Regions from separate parts of the Homo sapiens genome. Here region 1 is linked to region 2. A link is a loop called in an ENCODE intact Hi-C map of the cell type or tissue named here. Cell type or tissue: dorsolateral prefrontal cortex. All regions are shown on one strand. Each heading gives the region's core, and the rest is flanking DNA. Links, peaks and the distances in the headings are about the cores only. Region 1 holds the start of ACSL6-AS1 (ACSL6 antisense RNA 1). Region 2 overlaps RAPGEF6 (Rap guanine nucleotide exchange factor 6).

Region 1 (12,136 bases), core at 2,532-10,531, 410 kb after region 2:
TTCAGGCTTATCGACCTTCTCAGTCAGAACTGCTTGCGTTTACACTGAGGTTCCCTTCAGACCTGGGAGCCACTGCAAGGCAGAGCTGTGAGTCCAGGTCCCCTGAGGACATGGGCCTCAGAGCCAGCCCAAGCCACCAAGCCTTTGACATGGGGAGGGCAGAGCCTAGGCCTTGGAGTCTGGTCTCATCTCATTATTTCACAGGGCCTTGGCCTCCTCTGACCTCCACACCTCTCTTTTGACCTGGGGTAGGGCTTGGTGGTCTCTAGGGTCCCAGCCATACTGCCTCCTTCCATACCCCAAGAGACTCTCTTGGCTGCAGCAGAGATGTGCATTGTGTGTGTGTCGGGGGCAAGAGGAGTGTGGACAGCACTCAAGGGAATCAGTGGTGCTGGTGTTGCCAGGTGAGTGACTGTGTTTGTAAATATTCACCTGGCAGGAGGACTCAGGCATGAACAAGCCACCTAACATGAACTAGCCACCTCCTCCTCTCTTCCTGGAATATCCGACATCTTTTTCTCCAGCACAGACCAGTTCAGAATACCAAGTGGTAGCTAAGGCTAAGGAAACTGGAACTTCCTCCCACCTCAGCATGGCCTCTGCTGATTTAGGGCAATCCAGCATGGGAGAGAACAGGAAGAAAGGGGCCCTGGTGGGAAATATGTTGGCTCCAATGTGGTGGGGTGGCAGAAGCAAAGCCCCAGAGCACAGTCACTGTGGAACTGGCCCTGGGGACCCTGACATGGCTCCAAGAACTCTCTGCTGGTCCAGCCTCCTAACCTCAATACTCTAGGCTTCATTGTCTAGCTGGATACCCGACCACTCCTCTCTACCCCAACGGCCCCAGGCCTGACAGCCACCACCAACCACAGCCCAGACTCCCATACCACCCTCTCCATAGGTCTCCTTGCTCTAACAGGTGCTTGCCCTGTTACCAAAGTTATTTCCTGATATGTAGATAGGATCATGTCATGCCACTGCTCAGAAACCTTATCTGGCTTCCTATTGCCTTAGGACCAGAGTCCAAACTAATGCTCACACTGAGGCTCTCCATGATCCTCGGATTCTTCCCTCCCCTTTGAATCACTCCAGCTTCCTCTGTATCAGCCTCTCTAATAGGGGTTCATATGATGGAGTTCTGGGCCTCTGCAAACTTCTGAGGTCTTCAAAACGGGTGGGGAAGCTCAAGCCCAGCCACCAAATCATCAAAGAATCTCCTCAACTCCAAGTGAAGAGCTCTGAAAAGAAAACTACAACCTCTCCCAGGGCCCAGGGACCCTAGCAAACGAGCTTGGGAGAGGACCCAAAGTGGGTATTCTGGGTATTCCGGTGCTGAACTGACCTGGGTCCAAATCATGACTCAGTCTCTTGATAGCTGTGTGGCCTTGGGCAGGTCACTTTGCCCCTCTGGGCCTCATCTCAAACAAGCTCATGGACAGAGAGTGCAGTGCCAGGCATGTAGTAAGGGAAACACTTAGTAGATAGCAAGTAGCTGAAGCAGTTACTCCATCTCTTTGCAAGCCAAAGGGGCTCAAAGACAACTTGCACAAGTAGATGCATTCACACCCTACCTTTCCAGCAGGCTCCTGGCACTGAGGAGGCGGCTGAGCTCGTCCCACTAGAACCAGCCTCCCTTTATAGGGCCTGTGGGGCCCAGGGAAAGAAGTTACCACATCTTGATCAAAGCACAAAAGTGGCGAAGGCCCTGCCCCGAGTCTGCCCTCCTGGGGACAGTCGATGGCAACAGCCGCCTGCTCTGAGAAGCCGGGTGGTGGTAGAGCCGTTAGCAGTGGTAGCACAGGCTCCCTGGTGGCTGTGGGAGCAGGTCTGGCAGGGAACAGGGCACACAGCAGTTCTGTAAGGAGTTGCTGGCCCCTCAAGGCCCCCGCCAGCCCCACCTCCATCTGCATGCAGGGCGGTGCTGGCTCAGATCAGCTCAGAGCCAAGCAACCCAGCCTTAACCCTCACCCTGCCAGCGTGCCAGAGCCTCAGCTTACACCCCCCTGCTTTTCCCCTCACCCCACCCTGTTTGCAGTTCTGAAAGGGAGTTTGCCAAGTGGGTTTCTTAAGAACAAAGTCTCCTTACACATCCATTTGAGACAATGATTAGGGCCAGGCCTTTGCTGTGGGCTTGGGACTGCAGTGAGCATGAGTTTATGTGTGTAGGGGGTGGGGGGTGACAGGAAGTAGTGGGGAGTAGGGGATGGGGATGCTAGCTCTCTGGCACTGAGGGCGACTGTACCATCTACCCGGGAGATTCTGCCTCCAGCCTCTCCCAGGGGCTGCCTCTGCTCCCCACCCCCACAAGGTCACAGCCAATCTACTTGGGAAGAGGAAAGAAATGGCACAGTTCCAGATAAAACATCTGCTTAGGGATGCTCTGGGGAGTGAGGACACTCTGGACCAAGGATCAGAGCCAGCAGGTGGAAGATAGTGGCTGATCTCCACCACAAGACCCCAGGGCAGCACACCAGCCCTGCTCTCATGCCTGCACTAAGAGATACTGTTGCCTAGTTTGCATGGGAATGGTCACCCTGGAGCCAGAACCCACACCCTTGCCTATTAGGACCGAAGCTGAGCTCTGAAGTCCTGCAGCACCTCTGCCAGACTGAGAGACTGAGGTCCCAGGGGCTCTCGGGGGTCTCACTACTGCAAGATCTGTGAGGCTTAGGGGTGTGGGTGGCTACTTCCATAGCATTTTCACTACTATTTCCATGGCTAACATGTGGCTGAGCACACAAGTATGATCACTGCGTATTTTGAATTGGACACTCATTCTGATCATAAGGTAGACAGCTAGACTCATGGTGGCACCTGCTAATAAGTAAAAGACAAGTCTAGGCCACAGGAGCCAGCTTACTACCACCCCCAGGCCCTACCCACATCAGGTGCTTCTGGGCAATTACGAGTCTGCCTGCACTGGGCCACTGTCCACCCAAATTTAACCCTGCTCCCTTGCTGCAAGAATGTCCCAGGACAGGACCCAGTGCTCTGAGCTCCCTCTTGAAAGCTGTTTGCCCAATTGCCTGGCAAGTCTAGAGCCCACAGGCTTGCAACACCTTCCCTGGAGCAGATAACAGCTTCCACTACTCACCCTACCATCTGGGTGAGCCATGAGAAGAGCGTCCTGCCTCAGCGACCCTCATCTGGAACTTGGCCCTAGCTTCCCCCAACCCACCCCGATTAAAATGAACGAATATCTGAGCACCCCCGATCAGCCCACAAAGTCACTTCACCTTTCTTCTAGGCAGGACCCTTACTTTTCTCCAAATATCTTCAGAGATGCTTTTAATATGAAAGCTTCCTTTAATGCTTCTCAAGGCAGCCTCTGGGGCAGGAAATCCAGTGGTCTGTGGGAAATCCCACAGAGTGCCAGAGGCATAGAGCTGAGGGAGTAGTTTCACCCCAAGCAGTGTGCAGCCCAGTTGCCAGGTTGAGAAATGCACAGCCTTCACCATCACACATGTACAACCCTGACCTGCAGAGGTGCAAACACAGCAGCGCACACTTGCCCAACACCTGCCCTCTCCACACAGGGATTCAAGCTTCTCTCTGCTGTGAGAGAAGGGTTTGCTCTCCATTTTCCTCTTGGGTTTTAATTAGATTCACAGAACCACATAAGACCAGGGCAGAAATGGAGCAAAGAGCCTCCCTGACTTGGGAATTGCCAGGTGGGACCCACTGTACATCCCCCATGAGATAGAGGCCCAGGATACGATACGGGGTTGCCAGGTTACATGGTGGCTCACCTGCCAAGCTTCCCCAAGGAGCCTGATCATAGCTCTGATGGTTCAATTAAGCCCCTTGAATGTAGAAAGGCCCAGCTAAGGCTGGCTGTGACTGAGTACTTTACAGAGCCACCTGTTGCAACTAGCCCAAGCTCACTGTGAGCATGCCTCCCTTTAGCAGCCTCCACTGCCCGCTGGCCTCCCCATCCTCATGACAGTACCTCTCAAAAATCTCACTCACCCTAAGCCCTGCTCAGGGAATGTGGGTCCACATTCCTGATGCTAGCACCAGGAAGCCAGGCACAAACAATGCTTTCAGGAACTTTAAAATATGAATAGCCTTGAGAACAGAGGAGCAAACAGATACACAGTGTCTTTCACACGCTCTGAGATAAACGTTGCCCTCACCATGAATTAGGCAGGACAAAGTTCTCAGAGCAAAGAGGGACAGCAGGGGCTAAAAAAACAGCAGTAGTCCCTTTGGAAATATTTACAGGGTATGATAACCAGGACTGATGGTGTGGACGAGTTCAGATCCTTCCACGCCAAGCCCTGGGACAGCAGGCAGGACCCTAGGAATACTGACCAGGGTCACCATCACCTCACAGGCACAGGGACACTCCCTGGCCAGGCCCTCCTGTGCAGGAAGCCAAATCCTGTGGCTGTAACACGATCCTTTGCCTTTCCGGCCATGTCCACGTTAGGACTGCTGGTGTCCCGGCCTCAGGAGCAATGATTCATTTCTGCCACTGGCTCAAACTTAGGACACACTGCAAACTAAGCTTGAACCAGTAAAGGGCATATGGGCTGCTCATGGCGAGGCCATGCACTCAGAGCTCAACTGCAGGTGGCTGGGGTACAAGCAGGATGGGATGCGACCTCCTCCAGCTAGAGGGAAGCTCCTTGAAGTAGGGAGGGTCCTGCCAATATATGGTTGGGGGTCACTGAGGTGGGGGGAGCAACAGAGGGATTTGCTTGCCTGCTTGTTCACTTAGGAGCCCTGCTGGTCTCCTGGGGACACGTGCTAGGGGAGAAATGCACAAAAGACAGAACCTGAGACATCCTTAGCCAGGGAGGGAGAACAAGGAGAGGATCCGAGCTGGGTGGGAAAGGGTAGAGAACAGGGCTATCGAAGAGGGACAGAAGTGGGTTGGTAAGTCACAGGAAGAGCCTGTAAGATGTTGGGGCCCCTGGCAGGAGCCCTCACACAGTGGCGGGAAGGAGGCAGAGGCCTGTCTGCACTGAGGACTGGGGCAGGAAGCTGAGGCTGGCAGGATGGCACTTAGCTATGGGAGAAAGGAAAAAGATGGTGATGGGTACTGTATATCTGCCTCATGCCTTCAGAGTCACAGCCCACAAGCTAATGGCACTCAGCCCTGGGGATGCAAAAGTGCCCCAGGCAAGCTGTGCTCCTACATCCTTGGCAAAGGGATTGCTGCTGCAGCCAGGATCCGGCATGGCTCCTTCACCTACCATTCCAGAGTCACTGAATTTTTTTGTAGACTAGAAAGTGAGCAAGACAAAAAGAGTTTTGCCCTTGGTTAAGGGCACATTTTCTGGCAAATTTGGTAAATAGCTGAATATTCTGGCATCCCCATAGTCTGACAAAATTCCTCTTCTGAATGCCTCAAGAAGAAACAAATCTGAATTTCCTCCAGTTTAGCAAAAGGCTGTGCTGGTCAACGGGAATCTGCCACCTCCTGAATCCCCCCTCTGGAGGTCAGGCGGCACAGCAGCTGCAGCCTTAAGCTGCTCTCCCTCCGGCAGCAAGCGGTCAAGTTCTGCTGTTGGCCTGTGAGAGCCTACAGTGTCCACAGAGTTAACATTAGACTGGAGCGGCCCAGCCCTCAGCGGGCAGGAGCACTGGGAACTCAGGCCTCCTTTTCAAGGCCAGGATGAATGGGAAATATGCAAATGGCCGCCTCCCAGGAGCGGCAGGGGAGGGCCTGCTGCTGGCAGGAGGGCATCACTCCACTTGGGTCTGTCACATGAAAGGGTTTGTATTCCTGCCGCTGGCCGGCTCCTGGCCAGGCTGGGGCTGTTCTCACCAGAAAACAAAAATGTCTTTCAGACCAAAGCAAAACGAGGCCCCAGCTGGCCCAGGCAGGCCATTGGGCGTTGTTCACACTGACCCACTATGAACACCAATCACTGGGGCTCTCACTTTGCACCCACTGGAAGGAACCCATCATCTTTGGAGACGGAACTGGAGGCCTCGGTGGCTGCTGAGGAAAGCACTACGTAAGTTCGGGGGGATGGAGGTGGGATCCAGAAAGAGGGTCAGCCCCCTCTGAGGCTCTGTTGGTTTTGTGCTTTTCGAAAACAGTAGTGGCGGAATCTGGAGTAGCACCCTTTTTTTGGATAAGGAAACTTCAGTTATTCTCACAGTGTTGATGGTAAACATGGAGAAAGAAATGGGAAGAAAAAAGTGCTGGTACACAAGAAGACCCTGCAGTGCACAGAGAGGACTTTCAATAATGGAGGGCACGTGTGTCCTCTGCCTGGTGCCCACACTCCTGCTGCCACAAGTGCCCTCGAGTGGGAGGTGGGGATAAGGGCAGCCCAGAGCCCCATGTGCGGGATCACTAGCTTCCAGGGCTGGGGCTCCTTCTTCAACCAAGGCTCCATGCCAAGGTCAGGCTTCTATCCTTTTTTTTTTTTTTTGGCTGACTTTCAGCAGCCAGAACACTGCTTCTCTGACACCCCATGGTCACCAGGAGCTGCCTATTAACCACAGCACAGACCTTGTGCCCTGTGGAGCATGGATGCCACTCAGACTCCCACTACCAGGAGAAATAGCACAGCAAGATCTCAAGCACACATGTGGCCGTTGAGCCTGAGAGGACATCTAGGACAAAACCACTTTGGAGTTGATTTTGAACCAACAGGTGGGTTGGTGGATGCTCCACAGATCTCCTGAAATCCAAGGGAGATATGTCTTGTCAGCCTCTGGGGCTAAAGGAAACTGGTATTCGTTTGGGCCACACAGTATCTTCATGAAGCCAAGGTGCCAGGCATGTCTCTGTGAGAGGTCATGGAACTGTCCAGGGAGCAGAAGCAGGAGACAGAGGAGACAGGACACTTCAGAATGACCTAGAAAAGTTGGTTCCACAGGTCATAGCCTTCCATATCTGGTCTGTGGCAAGGAGATCGGGGACACATGCACCCAAATCCCCTACCAGCCTACTGGATGGGGGAAGGCCCAACCTCCATTTCTCTCTAAACCCTCCCTGCCACCACAGACAGACCTAGGCTTAGGGGAGTTGGCCTACAGAATATGCATGAGTTGGCTGGGCATGGTGGCTCACACCTGTAATCCCAGCACTTTGGGAGGCTGAGATGGGTGGATCACCTAGATCACCTGAGGTCAGGAGTTTGAGAACAGCCTGGCCAATGTGGTGAAACCCCGTCTCTACCAAAAATACAAAAAAATTAGCCGGGTGTGGTGGCAGGCACCTGTAATCCCAGCTACATGGGAGGCTGAGGCAGGAGAATCACTTGAACCCAGGAGGCAGAGGTTGCAGTGAGCCAAGATCACGCCATTGCACTCCAGCCTGGGCAACAACAACAAAGCTCTGTCTCAAAAAAAAGAAAAAAGAAAAAAAAATGCGTGAGTTGAAGGTGTCCTCAGAGAATCACATCCAGCCCATCTGCTGGAAAGCACAGTCACGATGAACACTGAAGTTCTCCAGCCACTAAGCAGGGTCCTGGGGTCTATGTGGCTTCATGCAGCATCAGCTCTAGTGGCAGGGCAGAGTGGCCAGAGCTTCCCTTCCAAAGCAGAGGGGTCACTGCAGGCCTGGATGGGTCTCCACTGAGTCTACTTTCTCCATACTGACAATTGTCTTCCTCTCACTGGCCTAAAGGCCTTAAGGCCTTACTCCAGCCAACCTCCCTGTCCAATCTCACTGGCCGGCTCACATGCCACCTTGCTGATCTCTGTCCCAGCTCTAACTGTCCTTGCTGTGTAGCCTCTAGCTGCCCTTTCTATCCAATATCTAGTTGACCTCACTGTCTCTCCCAGTGACATTTCTGCCTGTTTATGAGGCAGGATCTGCAGTCAGTATCTAGAATGGTCTGCAGCAAAGCTAAGGCTGGGACAGGGGTGCGTGGGCAGGAGGAGTCCCACGGGGGAGTCTCAGCCCCTACAACAGTCCATGAGTTGGAGGGAAAAGCAGAGCTTTGTAGCAGAGCTGAGTCTTGATCAGTCCCTTGGAATCCACATCCTGCACTGGTGGGCCAGGCTGTGCTGAGAGTGAGGCGGGGTCCCAGGCACTGGTCAATAGGGTCTGTCCCAGAGCTGCCCAGTCAACCTGGGCCTACCTACTCACTCATTTCTCCAATAGCTATCAATTACTAAGTCTGTTCCTGGCCCTAACAGGTGCCAGCCCACATTTGCTTATACCAGGGGCTGAGCACTAAGATGCTGATTGTTCCCTCACTGGCCTGGCTTCCTGCTCTAAATTCCCAGGAGACAGTGATCTCGGAACACAAGCTTAAATGGGCAGATGGCAAATCAGAAGCCATTCCCAACTCCCCCAGACGCCCCTACTACATGCCTGGCTTAGGTGCAGGGAGAGGAAGGGTATCTCTGGGAAGAGCTGGCAAATAGGGTCAGGTGAGACTTCTTGGGATTTGAAATCCTTCTGGCTCTGAGAGTATTGGTTGGGTCTCAGAATAGATAGCTCGGCTTGGCTTGAAATTTCTGTTCCAATCCACTTCCCATCTTCCCATTTCTGCCTGTCCCAGGCCCCAAGATTCACATGAATTAGGAGCTACACAAAGGAAGTAGGCCCAGGAATAACCACACCTACCACGGATCTCCCGAGGCAGCCGAGCAAATGATGAGGAACCACCCCTGGGCATCCTGAAGGACAACCCCAAGGGCTCAAAGCAGCATCTCATCCACAGCACTCCCCTAACCCCACCAATCTGTGGACCCAGTGGATGGTTAGTGGGAACTCTGGCGAGGCCAACGCAAGGAATGGGAGCATCACACCAGACCATCCAGTGAGGTGAGGACCTTGACTGGGAATTCCTCTCATCTATGCTTGGCAGAGTGGCCCAAGCTCCCAATCTGTCAGGTGACTGGAACCTTGGAGCTCTAAGGAAGCAGCAGCCCTCAGAGAAGACTCTCTTCCACAAAACTGGTCACCCAGAAGCTGTGGGTTCACTAGTTGATTCATTCATTCATTCAACAAACACTTCTGGAGCACCTCCTTCTATTCCAGGCTGCACTGGTTCTCAGCACACAGGGTTCTCCAGTGAAGGGTAACCTGGCCCTGCCTGCAAGGAGTTTACACCTGCTTTTCCCTACTGCTTCTAACATATTGGCATCATCCCCCACCTGGGCACAGAGCCTAGCATCCTAGCAGGAGCACACTCAAAATCTGTTGTTTACTGATTGACTTGTGGTAAGGAAACAGCTTATAAAACACATTATTAAAATAAATTACGCTCAGGGAATTCTTTAGTTTATGCAATAAACTCTTATGTACCCTGTGTGCCCAACTCTGGGTTGGGGACATAGACATGAGACACCTGGCCCTGCCCTCAAGGAGACCATGGACTTGTGGAGGAGGCTTCTGGAGCACAGGAATAGTGTCACCTTGGTCATCCACATGCCCAGTTCTACCCACACCTCCTTGACATAACCGCTGCACAGAATAAAGCCAATGCTGTTTGGCCTGTTATCCTAGGCCTGCAGAGCCCACCTCTGGCAACCTCACTGGCCCAGCAGAATTGGTCCTTCAACTTCATTCAGTCCTATTGCCAATCTTCCCTCACACAGGTCCCTTGGCCTGGAATGCCTTTTCTTTTCCTACTCCCTTTCTGCATGTCAGAATCCTGGATCCCCTTTAAGGAAAGCCTAATACAAGTTATTATAATTTTAGCTAACATGGCTGGCTGATCATGCCTGGTGGTCCCTTCCTGGACTGAAAGTCTGAGAATGTGGCCTGACTCACAGCTCTTACAAGTTGCTTCACCACTGAACCTCGCTGAGTCTCAGGGCCTCACCTAGGCAATGGGGAGAACACAACACAGTGTTGTGGGAGGATGGAAGGAAAGTTTGGAGAATCATAGACAGGGTGCTTGACACATGGTAGGTGCTCAGTGAAACAACAGCCAAGTCAGCCTGTTTGCAATAGTTAATCCCATAAAAACACCCCTCCACACACACCTAGTACTTAATGAGTATTTGAGTGCCTACTATGTGCCCAGTGCTGGCTGGATACACAGTGTAGCTTCTGTTATACAAAAGCCTGTAACTTTTGCCCATTTTTATAAACAAGCCAGAGCCTCATGATCACTCACCCCATGTATGGGACAGTCCTGAGTCCCATCTGGGGCTGTAGCTGAGCCAAATTCAGCCTTCTGAAGGTCAACCCATGAATCCTTATAACCACAAGGGACAGAACAATAGCTGGAGAGCATAATGACTGGGTTCTGCTGCCCCCTGGTGTCAGTATGTTCTTACCATATAGGCTGGAGAGCTGTGAGAAGGTGCTGCGGGCAAAATCCTGCTCCATGCTGGTGCACCTTGTACAAATTCAGGCTTTCTTTGTGAGGCATGTCCCCAGCTGGCCACAGAGCCACCTGTTCTGCCTGGAGCTCTACCATCTGTCCCAATTCATAACTGCAATCTCCAAACCCCTGGGGTGGCCCTAGACCTCAAGTCAGTTCTCTGTCCTAATGGGAGCCCAGAGTGGGGTAAGGGGAGGATCTCACAGGCCTGAACTAAGCCAAAGTGTGCAAGTCTATGCTTGCCCTAGGCATCTATAGCCAGGAGCATGCCAAACCATTCTTTAGACGGGCAACTTTGTCTCGCCCCACCAGGGCCAGCCCCACTTCTCCTAAGGCAGAGGCCAGGGGTGGGGGCTTATCTCTTCTCCTTACTGGAGCCCAGCCATGACTCAAGCCATCCTTGGACCACATCTATTCTTATCCATAACATCATAACGACCTCCTACTACCCTCCTGGACTCCACTCTCTTCCTCTTGACTCAGCAGCTAAATGGAGGGATCCTCTACCATCCAAATAAAACCTTCTCCAGAATCCTCTCCCACAACCCACATTGCTCAGGCACAAGACCTTGAAGACTCATCCCCCATTGCAGTTCTTCCACAAACTCTGCTAGTCTGGCTTCCTCCACTTGGATCTTGGCCTCCCTATCTCTGACAAATTCCCCTGAATGCTGCAGAAGCCCACTCATATGTCACTGATGGTTGGGTATATGATTGAACAGATTAGACCCTGCGGCATGGGGCTGCCTTAGCCTAGAGGAAGGTGTGCCCTTTTAGAAAGTTATCCACCAAGAGTGAGACTTCTTCCTACTTTGCACAAAGGTGCTGTACAGGCAGGCAGAAGCTCTGATCCTCTGCTCCCATTGTCCTCTAGGTGTTTATGGCACTGAGGGCATGCTTCCCCAAGCCAGACCTAGCATCTGACTCATGCTGGACTTATTTTACTTGTCTCCTTGTTTAGTATTCAACACACAGGTGAGATCTGGGCTGGCCCAGGACTCATTGCTGGCCTCTCCAGCAGGCAACAGGACAGACACAGCCCAGAACAGATGGCTACCTCCCACAAACAACAGTCAGCTCCTCCTCCTGGTGCATTGCCACACCCCCATCCCCGACTTTATGTCATCTCTCCCTGAGGGCCCTTGAGGGAAACCCTTGCCTGGCCCTACCTTGTCTCCCTAGGGCCAGGTTAGGTGGCAAAAAGCACATAACTCTACTAAAGAGAGACATTGCCTCCTGTTACTGGCTGAGTGGAAGGGATCTGGCAGCTGCCGTGGGACCATGGGACCCTGGAGATGACAAGGCAGAGCATGTTCTCAGGTGTGCTCACAGAACTACAGCTCTTAACTCAGGAGTCTCTTCTGCCACCAGAGAAAGGCTGGGGGCCAGGTGGAGTCTCAAGGAGGGTGGATACATAACTTAAAATGCCCCAGCAATTGTCTGGGTTATTCTATCCAATAAGCACCATAGACCAGCCTCAGCCTCTTGCTTTTTGCATTGGGAAGCTCGGCCTCTGTGGAAGCAGCCACTACCTGCCCCAAGAATCGCTCCTGCTTGACGGTTCTGAGGCCCTGTATAGTCTCTCAGTGAGGCAGATTCCCCAGTTTCCCATTAGAGGAGGGAGCTGACCACTTTAGGAAATGCTCCACAAGGAAACAGGACTCCACTTTGAGTCAGTGCCAGCTAACCCTGCTCACAGACAAGGACCCCACAGGGTGAGGGACTTTTTCTCACAGGCTGCTGATGACCCCGGTCACAAGTGGTCTTGCAGCCCCTAGACACCTCCCTGCAGCCACAGAAGATCAAGTCTTCAGAGAGCTGACCTTGGACCCATGGTTGGGTGGGGCCTCCTGAGGGTAGGGCAAAGGGGTCCTGGCAGTGGG
Region 2 (12,136 bases), core at 2,500-10,499:
TCATAAGACTGACAAAACAGACCCTTTGTGGCAATAAGATGCCAAATTATAAATAAGACCTAAGGCCATGCAAGGCAAGGATTAAGTCACACCTGCAGACCAACAATGTCACTGAACAGGTCATTTTATTGTAACTGACTTGGACATAGCATTCTTAACTTAAACATTCCTTTCTGCTGATTCCAAATTTTCGACAGAGCCTTACTCCTTTAACCAATTAAGGTTCTCTGGATCCACCTATAATCTATAACCCCCTGCTTCAAGACATCCTGCCTTTTTGGGCTGAACTAATTGTATCCCTTCCACATACTGATTTGTGTCTTTGCCTCTTAACTCCTGCCTCCCTGAAATATATAAAACCAAACTGTAGCCCAACCACCTTAGGGCCACTTACTCAAGGCTTCCTGAATTTGTCTTTTCCCCTGGCCATGGTTATTCATACTGGCTCAGAATAAATCTCTTTAAGATATTTTACAGAGTTTGGTTTTCCTGTTAACATCCATGAGAGAACACTGCATTAAGAAGAAATGAAATATTGATACACATAACACGGATAAACCTCAAAATAATTTTACTGAGTGCAAGAAGCTGAATGAGAAAAGAGTACATACTGTATGTTTCACCTTACACAAAAATTTTATAACATGTAAACTAATCTACATTGATGAAAAATGAGTAATGGCCTGGGACCAAGGAAGGGAGCAGGGAACTATGAGAGGGAAAGTTTACAAAGTGGCATGAGGAAACTTTTTCTAGTGATAGAGCTTATTATCTTTGTAATACTGGTGGTTTTACATGTGTTTATATATGCCAAAGCTTATCAAACTGTATACTATAAATCGTGCTGTTCAGTGTATGTCAGTTATACTTCAATAAAGTTTTAAAAATAAATAAAAATGCAAGTCAAATTAATGGGATAAAATGGTTAACAGACAGCTTGCATCCTGGATGTAGAAAGATTCTTATAGAATAATAATGAAACTGCCTCTGCAAAGTTATAACCATAAGAAAATTATGACAGTGAAAGAGATCTGATCTAACCAATACCCAGCTTTCCTTTAACCTCTAAACTGCCCTCAATCATTCCTTGGCCCCGGCCACCCTAACTTTAGGAAACATTTATAGTTTAAATGATAACTAAACTGCTTTTGTAAAGCTAATGAAAGAAAGACCACCAGATTACAAGGATGAGGAGCTGAATTCTGCTAAGCTGTAGACATAAATGATTACCAGTCATTATTCCAAAAGTCACAAGATTTGCAACTCCCTCAATTACTCCTGCAAGTAACAGTGCTATTGTAGAATTTGAGATTGGCCTATTGAGATGTCTTTTCAGGTTTTTAGCATTTCTGATGATTCATCAGTGGCCACCAGGACCCACAGACCTCCTGCTAACCAGTCCTGTGGCTTCACCCAGAATCCAGATTCCCTGGCCCACCAAACTATCCTTAAAAAATCCTAACCTCCAAATTTTGGGAGAGATGAATTTGAGTAATAACTCCATCTCCCACAGGGCGTGGCCAGCCTTGTGTCAATTAAACTCTTTATTACAATGCCATGGTCTCAGTGAATTGGTTTTGTCTGTACAGGTGGGCAGGAAGAATCCACTGGACAGTTACAGTAATAACAGGAGTTTAACAACAGGCACACAAAATTTAAGGGATACTTTATTAAAGAAAAAACAGAAAGCAATGGCCAATAAGCATAAGGGCATAAGGAAAAGTGTTCAACATCATTATTCATCAAAAACATGAAAATTAAAACTGGCACACACATATGTGGATATTTGATTTACATAAAAGGTGGCACTAAATGAGTGAGAAAAGGACATCTAGGTATCCCTATGGAAAACGACGCAACATTATACCATACCCAAAACTCAATTCCAGGTAGACTACAGATTTAACTGTGAAAGGAAAACAAGAAAAGTTCTAGAAAATAAGAAAAAAAAAAAACTATACATACATACATACATACATACATACATACATACATACATACATATATATCTCCATGGCCTTGTGAAAGCAAAGTATCTTGAGCCTCCCAAATCACTAAGCTAAAGGGAAAAGTCAAGCTGGAAACTGCTTAGGGCAAAGCTGCCTCCCATTCTATTCAAAGTCACCCCTCTGCTCACTGAGATAAATGCATACCTGATTGCCTCCTTTGGAGGGGCTAATCAGAAACTCAAAAAAAAACAAAAATGCAACCAGCTGGGCACAGTGGCTCACACCTGTAATCCCAGCATTTTGGGAGGCCGAGGTGGATGGATCACCTGAGGTCACGAGTTCGAGACTAGCCTGGCCAAGATGGTGAAACCCCGTCTCTACTAAAAATATAAAAATTAGCTGGGTGTGGTGGCGGGCACCTGTAATCCCAGCTACTGGGGAGGCTGAGGCAGGAGAATAGCTTGAACCCATGAGGTGGAGGGTGCAGTGAGCCAAGATCGCGCCATTGCACCCCAGCCTGGGCGGCAAGAGCGAAACTCCGTCCCCAAAAAACAAACAAAAAAAGCAACCATTTGTCTCTTATCTACCTATGACCTGGAAGCCCCCTCTCTGTTTCAAGTAGTCCTGCCTTTCCAGACTGAACCAATGCTGATCTTACATATGTTGATTGAGGTCTTATGTCTCCCTAAAACGTATAAAACAAAATTGTGCTCTGACCACCTTGAGCACATGTCATGAGGACCTCCTGAGGCTGTGTCACAGGCACACGTCCTCAGCCTTGGCAAAATAAACTTTCTAAATGAACTAAGACCTGTCTCAGATTTTTGGGGTTCACAACCTCAGAAACAGGAAAGACAAATTTTTCTACATTAGAATTAAGAGCTCATGTTCATCCAAAGACGTTACTAACAGAATGAATACGACAATGAATAAGACAGAGTGGGGAAAAGTATTTCCAACAAAAATAACCAAGCAAGGTTTCTTATTCAGAATATATAAAAAATTTCTACATCTCAAAAACAAAAAGACAACTTATTAGGAAAATGAGGAACAGACCTGAGAAGTCACTTTACAAAAAAGGTCATTCTAGGCTGGGTATGGAGGCTCAAGCCTCTAATCCCAGCACTTTGGGAAGCCAAGGCAGGTGGATTACTTGAGGCCAGCAGTGGTGAAACCCTGTCTCTACTAAAAATACAAAATTTAGTTGGGCGTGGTGTCACGCACCTGTGGTCCCATCTACTTGGGAGGCTTAGGCAGGAGAATTGCTTGAACCTGGGAGGTGGAGGTTGCAGTGGGCCAAAATTGTGCCACTGCACTCCAGCCTGGGTGACAAAGTAAGACTCTATCTTAAAAAAAAAAAGTCATTCTAATGAAAATGTATTCATCGGCAGTCATTAAAATGCAAATCAAAACTATAAAATTGAAAAGAATGACTGAAATTAAGCAGCCAAAAACTTTAAAGTAAAAAGACTTGTATTACTAAGTGTTGGTTAGAATGTGGAACAATGGGAACTCTCACACACCACTGGTGGGTGTGTAAATTAGTGCATCAATTTGGAATGCAACTTGGAATTAACAAAGCTTAATGTAGGCACACCCTGTTGAGACAGTCAAGTGTAAAGGGGTTCCCAGAAAAATTCTAACTGGCCTGCACACTGGGAGAAGCACACACAGGGGTGGAGCCACAGAAGTCTGTGCCCTTTGCTGTGAGGAAGAGCCTGGCCCCTCCTCTTCCTGCATGGTACCTGGGATTCAATCTGCCAGGTGGGAAGCATACTAGCAGAAATTGGTTTTGCAGAGAATTCTTGTTTCCCCTTTTTCCTTTTTGCCCAATAGATTCCATTATTCTCATCCTTCAAAGTGTCTGTGAGCCTAGTATTTCATGGCTGTGTAACAAGACCCGGCTCTTAGCTGAACTAAAAGGAAGTCCTACAACACTGTGAGCCAACAATTCCTTGTTAAGTATATACAACAGAAATGTATCCACATGTGCATCTAATATACAAAAATGTTCACAGCTGCATTACTTATAATAACCCTCAACTAAGGTATACATATCCACAGGCCAAAACTCTTCAGAGATACAAGACTGATTAAAATTCAGGAAACTGGTGTTGAGGAAAAGTAAGAGAGTAGATTTAAGAAAAGGCATGGAAGCTGCTTCTAGGTAATGACAATGTTCAATTTCTTGATATGGGTAGTGATTAGACAAACATTCAATGTATAGTAACTCACTAACATGTAGATTTATGTTATCTGCACTTTTCCCCATATTATATTTCTCAATAAAAGAGCTAAAACTAGAGAGTTGTTGGAACTCAGAAAACAATACTCCAAAATATGGTGCTTTGGCACGGTGAGTTCTTTAAAGGATATTGAAACGACTCAAAGGCAAAGTCTCTGACCTTCTCTTGCCCCTCTTTCTCCCTCAAAGTGAGTAACAGAAACCTCTTTCCCAAGGTGAGTCATAGAAAGTAGAACTCCTCTTCCCCAAAGGAAGCCATAAAACCTAGAAATGTTACTCTCCTTTCTCCCTTGAAAACCCTCATTCCAGAGGGGTCCTGCCCCCTACCTGGAAGGAAGGAATGCTACATAGGCCAAGAAAAATCTGGAAAGGCCTTGCTGGGTTTGCTCCCTCAGTCTGTTTAGAGTAAAGATCTTAGGTCCACAAGGTATTTCCTTATGGACAAATCATGAGGGAGCAATGTAGCTTTTTTTTTTTTTTAAATTTTTGTAGCTATCTTATTTAGGAATAAAATGGGAGGCAGTTTTGCTGGATGCTGTTCCCAGCTTGACTTTTCTCTTTGACTTAGTGATTTGGGGGTCCTGAGATTTATTTTCCTCTCATAAACTCATTCACACTATTTTTGCTTCCCCTCCCAACAACTCTAAGCTCTGCTGGTTTGGAGGCTTAGTGTACAAAAGAGTATTGCTTCTACCAGTAAACACAACAATGGTTCCACTGAACTAGAGACTTCTACCTAGTCATTAAACCAACAGGCAGCAAAAGAGGTTAGTCTACTGGCCCACGTGACTGATTCCAATTAGCAGAGGAAAAATGGGTTACTGCACAAAATGTAGGCAAGAAAGACTACATCTGGAACTTAGGCCATTCTCTTATGCTCCTGTTAGTATTGCCATGCCCACTATTAAAGATTAATGGGGCCAGGTGCGGTGGCTCACACTGTAGGGTGGCTCACACTGTAATCCCAGCACTTTGGGAGGCCAACGCAGGTGGATCACTTGAGGTCAAGAGGTCGAGACCAGCCTGGCCAACATGGTGAAACCTCATCTCTACTAAGAATACAAAAATTAGCCAGGTGTGGTGGTGCACACCTACAGTCCTAGCTACTTGGGATGCTGAAGCAGAGGGATCACTTGAACCTGGGAGGCAGAGGTTGAGGTGAGCCGAGACTGAGCCACCGCACTCCAGCCTTGGCAACAGAGTGAGACTCCGTCTTAAAAAACAACAACAACAACAACAAAAACAATAAAGATTAATGGAAAACAGCCAGGCGAGGTGGCTCACACCTGTAATCCTAGCACTCTGGGAGGCCAAGGGAGGCAGATCACTTGAGGTCAAGAGTTTGAGACCAGCCTGGCCAACATGGTACCCTGTCTCCACAAAAAGTATAAAAATTAGCCGGGCATGGTGGTGCATGCCTGTAATCCCAGCTACTTGGGAGACTGAGACAGGAGAATTGCCAGAACCCGGGAGGCAGAGATTGCAGTGTACTGGGATCACATCACTGCATTCCAACCTGGGTGACAGAGTGAGACTCTGTCTTAAAAAAAAAAAGGTTAATGAAAAACTACAGCAACTAAGAAAAAGGCAGGATAGTTGAAGACACATCAAAATTAAAGTTTTGTTCCAATCACAAAGTAAAGGACACAGAACAGCTGAAGTTTTAGTTAAGGCAAGAAATACTGAATGGGTAGTGAAAGACAGAGATATGAACTATAGCCTTGTGTCCCATTATAGAAACAAAGACTGTAGTAAGTAGCTTTTTGCATTTTCTCTTTGCTTACTATATATATAGTATAAGATATTGAAGGTAAACTTTATAAGGTAGTCTTTAGTTAACAGAATATTCAGAGGCACTATGACAGATTACATACAAATATAGCTAGCAATGATTGTTGTTGTGTGTCTCCTTATTTGGGGGAGAGGGTAAGAACTCCATTTGTATAAAGGATAGTTTTGTCTTGTTACGTAGACACAGATTGTTGAATGGAATTTCAAGTGTGTTTAGAAGCATTCATAAGGAAGCTGAGCAGCCAGGGGAGTGGACTGTGACAGTTATTTACTGCCTCTCCAAACATACTGGCTCTCAGCTTCAAATCTACCCTTTATTGCCATACTTTGTGATAAGGATGAGAATTGTGTAAATGTTCTCCTTTGCTAGCTGAAAATGTTACAGTTTTGTCAGCAGAGGGTGCTAGAGTAACACTGCAGTAAGAAAGTCTTTCCTCTGCAATTGGAGGGCTTCTGTTTCCTGTCCCCAGCTTCAGGGGCCATCTGCATCCTGGTAAGGGGGGTCTCCTAAGTGCCACTCCTGGTCAGCAGTTCCCTTCCCCTTCCTGCCAGCCTTGACCAGACAACTGTGGACCAGCTCTGTCCCAGAGCAACCCAGTGAATGTCTCTGCTATTTATTGGGCTGCAACTAACATTCTTCAACCAAGTCTCAACTCTAGTCGTGAGGAAGGGGTCTGTCTCCCTTTCAAGTTTGTTTTGTCTTTGGGAACTCGCCCTCAGCTGTAGGGTATTCTGCTTTATCCTTCTTAGTAGCTAATCCCTTGAACTAGTTTAATTTTAAAATTAAACTTTACCTGCTCAGGCCAGGTACAGTGGCTCATGTCTGTAATCACAGCACTGTAATGCCCAAGGCGGGCAGATCACTTGAGGTCAGGAGCCTGAGACCAGTCTAGCCAACATGGTGAAACCCTGTCTTTACTAAAAATACAAAAATTAGCTGGGTGTGGTGGCACACACCTGTAATCCCAGCTATTCGGAAGGCTAAGGCAGAATTGCTTGAACCCAGAAGGCGCAGGTTGCAGTGAGCCAAGATCATGCCACTGCCCTCCAGCCTGGGCAACAGCGACTCTGTCTCAAATTTAAAAAATCATAATAATAAAAAAATCAAACTTCACTTGTTCCAATTACGGTATGGTTTCTGTATTCTGACTGAAGAAGCCAAAAATTACTTGATGCTTAATATATGCTAAGCATTATTCCAGGTAGTTTATTTGTTATAGTAACTCACAAATCCTAAAAATGAACCTACAATAGCCTATTATAAATCTTTCACACAAAAGATAAATTCCCTAATCAGTATTATTCTTTAGAATAAAGATTAAACTTCCATAATCATGTTTCCTGTGAAGTTTATGATTACATTAATGCATACCATGATTTTTCTAAAATCTCAAACATTCTGATTATTTACTTAAAAAGATAAACTTCATTGTCTTGATCACAAACTAGTAGTGAATTATTGCAGTTGATTAAGGGCTATTAAAAGTCCTCATAACAAAGATCTTGACCATTCAGAACAGCAGGAGTGTTCAACAGAAAAATACTAATAATCTTAAAATATAACCATAGGCAATATCAATCCAGCATATTCAGTTCTCAGGGACTAACAATACAAATTCATTAATGTGAGTTTCACAAATACAGGGAAAAGGAACAATGGCCAAAAAGCTCAAAAAAAGCCAAGAACTACTATATATTTATAAATACAGTCAACTATATGTGTTATTCAACTGGTCAATTAGCACATTTCATTTAACCAAAGGCCAATGATGTAAAGTTTCAGGAGTCAAGGCATGACTTCTAAAATGATATTTAAATTGAGATGTCCCATATCCTGATATTTATGTTAAATAGTTATGCCACTAAATTAACTACAATTGGAAGTCTTACTTTAAAAGCCTAGAAATTTCTTCTCAACATTTTGGGAAAAAAGTCACAAAAAATTACATTTTTATGTCACTAAAGCATACGTTGAGGCCCTAAAATCTTAATAATTACTAACAGAATTCCACAACTGACCTTCTTTCTACCACCCTTCTCTTTTACCTAATAGTTAAAATAATTAACAATTACTTCTAACAGCCAGGCACTGTTCTAAGAGCTTTATGTAGAGTAAGTCATTTATTTCTCAGAACTAGCTTATGCTATGAAAGAGGTTGTATTATTATGCTCATTTTACAAATGAGCAAAGTAAGGCACAAAGAAATTAAGTAATCTGCCCAAGAAACAGTAGAGCAGATATGAACTCATGAAGTCTGGCTCCAGAGTGTGAACCCTTATAGACTTCTGTTGAGAACATTTGTAGTAGTTTCCTAACACCTCATGACAATACTTAAGTAGGTACCATTATTATTCCCATTTGTCAGCCAAGAAAACTAAAATTTGTCCAAAGTCACATAACTAGTGATGGAATCAGAATTTTAATCTAGTTGATTTACTCCAAAAACCAATTTCTTAACTATTATATCACCTCTCTACACCCAATAACAGCAATGAATCAAAAACCAATTAGATAAATCAGATCAAATCGTACATAAAACTAATTTTTTTTTCTTTGGAGATGGAGTTTCGCTCTTGTTGCCCAGGCTGGAGTGTAATGGCGTGGTCTCAGCTCACGGCAACCTCCACCTCCCAGGTTCAAGCGAGTCTCCTGCCTCAGCCTTCTGAGTAGCTGGAATTACAGGTATGCGCCACCACACCTAGCTAATTTTGTATTTTAATAGAGACGGGGTTTCTCCACATTGGTCAGACTAGTCTCGAACTCCCGACCTCAGGTGATCCGCCCGCATCAGTCTCCCAAAGTGCTGGGATTACAGGTGTGAGCCACCGTGCCCAGCCCCATAAAACTAATTTTCAGACAGGAAGAAGATATCATGTCATGGTGTAAGCTTACAGATTATACCCTCAGAAATAACAAAAGATTAACTGATTCCTGCCAAGTATTTCCAATGGTGCCAACAAGCAAAGACATTTAAAAGATGTATCACTTACTGAAAGAAAATATACATCCTATACAAAATAGTTTAACATTAACTTTGCCTGCCATATAGCAAATGTAAACGTACCTGCAAGGAGGCAAGACCATGGAGCCTTTCACAAGCACAGATCCAGAAAGTAGGATATACCAACATCTGGCAATCGTTTCTGAACTGTTTAAATAAATAAGTAAATAAATGAGCAAAACAACACACATGTTCATATGTATATGAATTCAATAAGAAATATATTCTGATAATAGTACAAATAATTAAAAATGAAGTAACACTACCTGGAAATTTGGAATATTTTGCCTGTTGCCTAAGGTTTTATACAGACCACGTTTATGTGAAATAAAAGTATAATCACTATCTTAAGATACATACTATAAAACACCAATACTTAAAGTGAATAAAGTATTTTGGAAATACATTTTAGCAAAAAACAACAATCATTGTTTATACTGTTCCTTGAAATAAATTTCAGTTTAATTAAAGCTTTAAAGCTAAGAAAGCAATTAAGAAACATGTTTCCTAGAAAAAAAGAAAACAGAAGAATTGTATCACACTTGTAGAAGAAAATAACATTTAATTCTGAAGTATATTAGCACATACAAGTTAAAACTTGAATACAACAAAAAGATGAACAGAAAATAATTTTCAAATGTGATACAATTAAAGATAATACCTGTAATAGGTATCAGTACTCACAGAAATGCATTACTATTTCAAGTAGTAAATGAACAGAAGATTAAAACAGACAATTCTTAACAGCTACACAGAACACAGAGTCACTAGTAAACAGAAAATGCAAATGAAAACAACTCTAAAATACTAACCAAATCCACATATAGTATCCATTTTACAGGGGCTGTGATAAAAATTTATTCACTGCTTACTAATACTACAAATCAAAATCACCAAAACCCTTTTTCCAAATCAATATAGGAATCTTCAGCACAAGCCACAAGGATGTCATAACCTTTAGCTCCACAATGTTATCCCAAGGAATTTACCACAGAGAAATCATTCTTATTCTTCACAACAAAGTTTCAGATGAAGTTTTTCTCACTGCCTATGTTTTCTAATTTTGCTATAATTATATGTGCAATAATAGAAATACAAATTATTAGTAATAGTGGGGCACTGCTACAAAGATACCTGAAAATGTAGAAGTGACTTTGGAACTGGGTAACGGGCAGAGGCTGGAATGGTTTGGAGGACTCAGAAAAAGACAGAAAAGATGTGGAAAAGTTTGGAACTTCCTAGAGACTTGTTGAATGCTTTTGACCAAAATACTGATAAGTGATATAAACAATGAAGTCCAGGCTGAGGTGATCTCAGATGGAGATGAGGAACTTACTGGAAACTGGAGTAAAGGTCACTCTTGCTATGCTTTAGCAATTAGACTGGTGGCATTTTGCCCCTGCCCTACAGATCTATGGAACTTAGAACTTGAGACATGATTTAGGGTATCTGGGAGAAGAAATTTCTAAGCAGCAAAGCATTCAAGAGGTGATCTGATTGTTTCTAAAAGTGTACGTTCATATGCATGAACAAAGAGATTATCTGAAACTGGAACTTATATTTTAAAGGGAAGCAGAGCATAAAAGTTTAGAAAATTTGCAGCCTGATAATGTGGTAGAAAAGAAAACCCCATTCTCTGGGGAGAAATTCAAGCCCGCTGCAGAAATGTGCACAAAAGGAGCCAAATGTTAATAGCCAACACAATGGGGAAAATGTTTCCAGGGCATTTCAGAGTCTTTCAAGGCAGCCTCTCCTATCACAGGCCCAGAGGCCAACCAAAAATGATTCATGGGCTGGGCCCAGGACCCTGCTACTCTGTGTAGCCTCAGGACATGGTACCCTGCATCCCAGCTGCTCCAGCTCCATCTGGGGGCAGATTTACCGCATGCTGTTCTCATGATAGTGAGCTCTCACAAGATTTGCTAGTTTAAAACTGTGTGGCCAAAAGGGGCCAACAGTATAGCTCAAGCCATTGAATCAGAGGCTGCAAGCCTCAAGCCTTGGCGGCTTCCACATGGTGTTGGGCCTGCGGGTACGCAGAGGTCAAAAGTTGAGGTTTGGGAATCTCTGCCCAGATTTCAGAGGATGTATGGAAATGCCTGGATGTCCAGGAAGAAGTGTGCTGTAGAGGCAGAGCCCTCATGGAGAACCTCCACTAGGGCAGTGCAGAGGGAAAATGTGGGGTTGGAGCCCCCACACAGAGTCCCCACTGGGGCACTATCTAGTGGAGCTGCGAAAAGGGGGCCATTGTCCTTCAGACCCCAGAATGGTAGAACCACAGTTTGCACTAGGAGCCTAGAAAAGCCACAGGCACTCAACGCCAGCCCATGAAGGTAGCCACAGGGGCTGTACCCTGCAGAGCCACAGGGGCAGAGCTGCTCAAGGCCTTGGGAGCCCACCACTTGCCTCAGGGTGCCCTGGATGTGAGACATGGAGTCAACGGAGGTTATTTGGAAGCTTTAAGATTTAATGACTGCCCTGCTGGGTTTCGGACTAGCATGGGACCTGTAGCCCCTTTATTTTGGCCAATTTCTACCATTTGGAACAGGAGCATTTACCCCATGCCTGTATCTCCATTGTATTTTGGAAGTAACTTGTTTTTGATTTTACAGGCTCATAGGTGGAAGGGACTTCCCATGTCTCAGATGAGACTTTGGACTTGGACTTTTAAGTTAATGCTGGATTGAGTTAAGACTTTGGGGGACTGCTGGGAAGGCATGATTGGTTTTCAAATGTGAGAAGGACATGAGATTTGGGAGGGGCCAGTGGTGGAATAATATGGTTTGGCTCTATGTCCCCACTCAAATCTCATGTTGAATTGTAATCCTCATGTGTCAGGGGAGGGACCTGGTGGGAGGCGACTGGATCATGGGGACAGATTTTCCCCCATGCTGTTCTCATGACAGTGAGTTCCACAAGATCTGATGGTTTAAGTGTGGCATTTCCCCCCATCGCATTCTCTCTCTGTCTCCTGCTCACCGTGGTAAGGAGTGCTTGTTTCCCCTTCACCTTCTGCTGTGATTGTAAGTTTCCTAAGACCTCCCACTCATGCTTCCTGTGAAGCCTGTGGAACTGTGAGTAAATTAAACCTCTTTTCTTCACAAATTACCCAGTCTCAGGTAGTTCTTTATGACAGCGTGAGAATGGAG

Evidence for each region. Hi-C counts contacts between places; a loop is a spot of excess contacts. Peaks named below come from ENCODE experiments on the same cell type or tissue, not always from the same donor. Only the 100,000 strongest peaks of a DNase experiment are listed, where the experiment ranks them.
Region 1: it touches region 2 in a loop (6-fold over the local background); 101 of 110 quality-filtered maps call a loop at or near these places.

Annotation. Positions count from the first base shown.
Region 1 is chr5:131,997,843-132,009,978 of GRCh38, forward strand. The region is part of intron 1 of ACSL6 (acyl-CoA synthetase long chain family member 6); the gene reads right to left. It overlaps ACSL6-AS1 (ACSL6 antisense RNA 1), which reads left to right and starts at 5,731. Exons shown (of 2, transcript NR_183256.1): 1 at 5,731-5,969; 2 at 8,478-9,194. RefSeq lists an enhancer at 3,912-4,507 and a silencer at 10,128-10,247. In dorsolateral prefrontal cortex, for the core only: CTCF peaks have their summits at 5,600, 5,818, 10,172 (motif pointing left) and 10,371; DNase peaks (open chromatin) are centred at 5,118, 5,719, 6,270 and 10,179; H3K4me3 peaks cover 1,564 bases; H3K27ac peaks cover 8,000 bases.
Region 2 is chr5:131,583,333-131,595,468 of GRCh38, forward strand. It overlaps RAPGEF6 (Rap guanine nucleotide exchange factor 6), which reads right to left. Exons shown (of 28, transcript NM_016340.6): 4 at 9,051-9,134. Among named protein-coding and RNA genes, the nearest start is that of RAPGEF6, 46 kb to the right of the region's middle. In dorsolateral prefrontal cortex, for the core only: CTCF peaks have their summits at 6,387 (motif pointing right) and 6,597; no DNase peak of the experiment used is centred there; H3K27ac peaks cover 3,537 bases.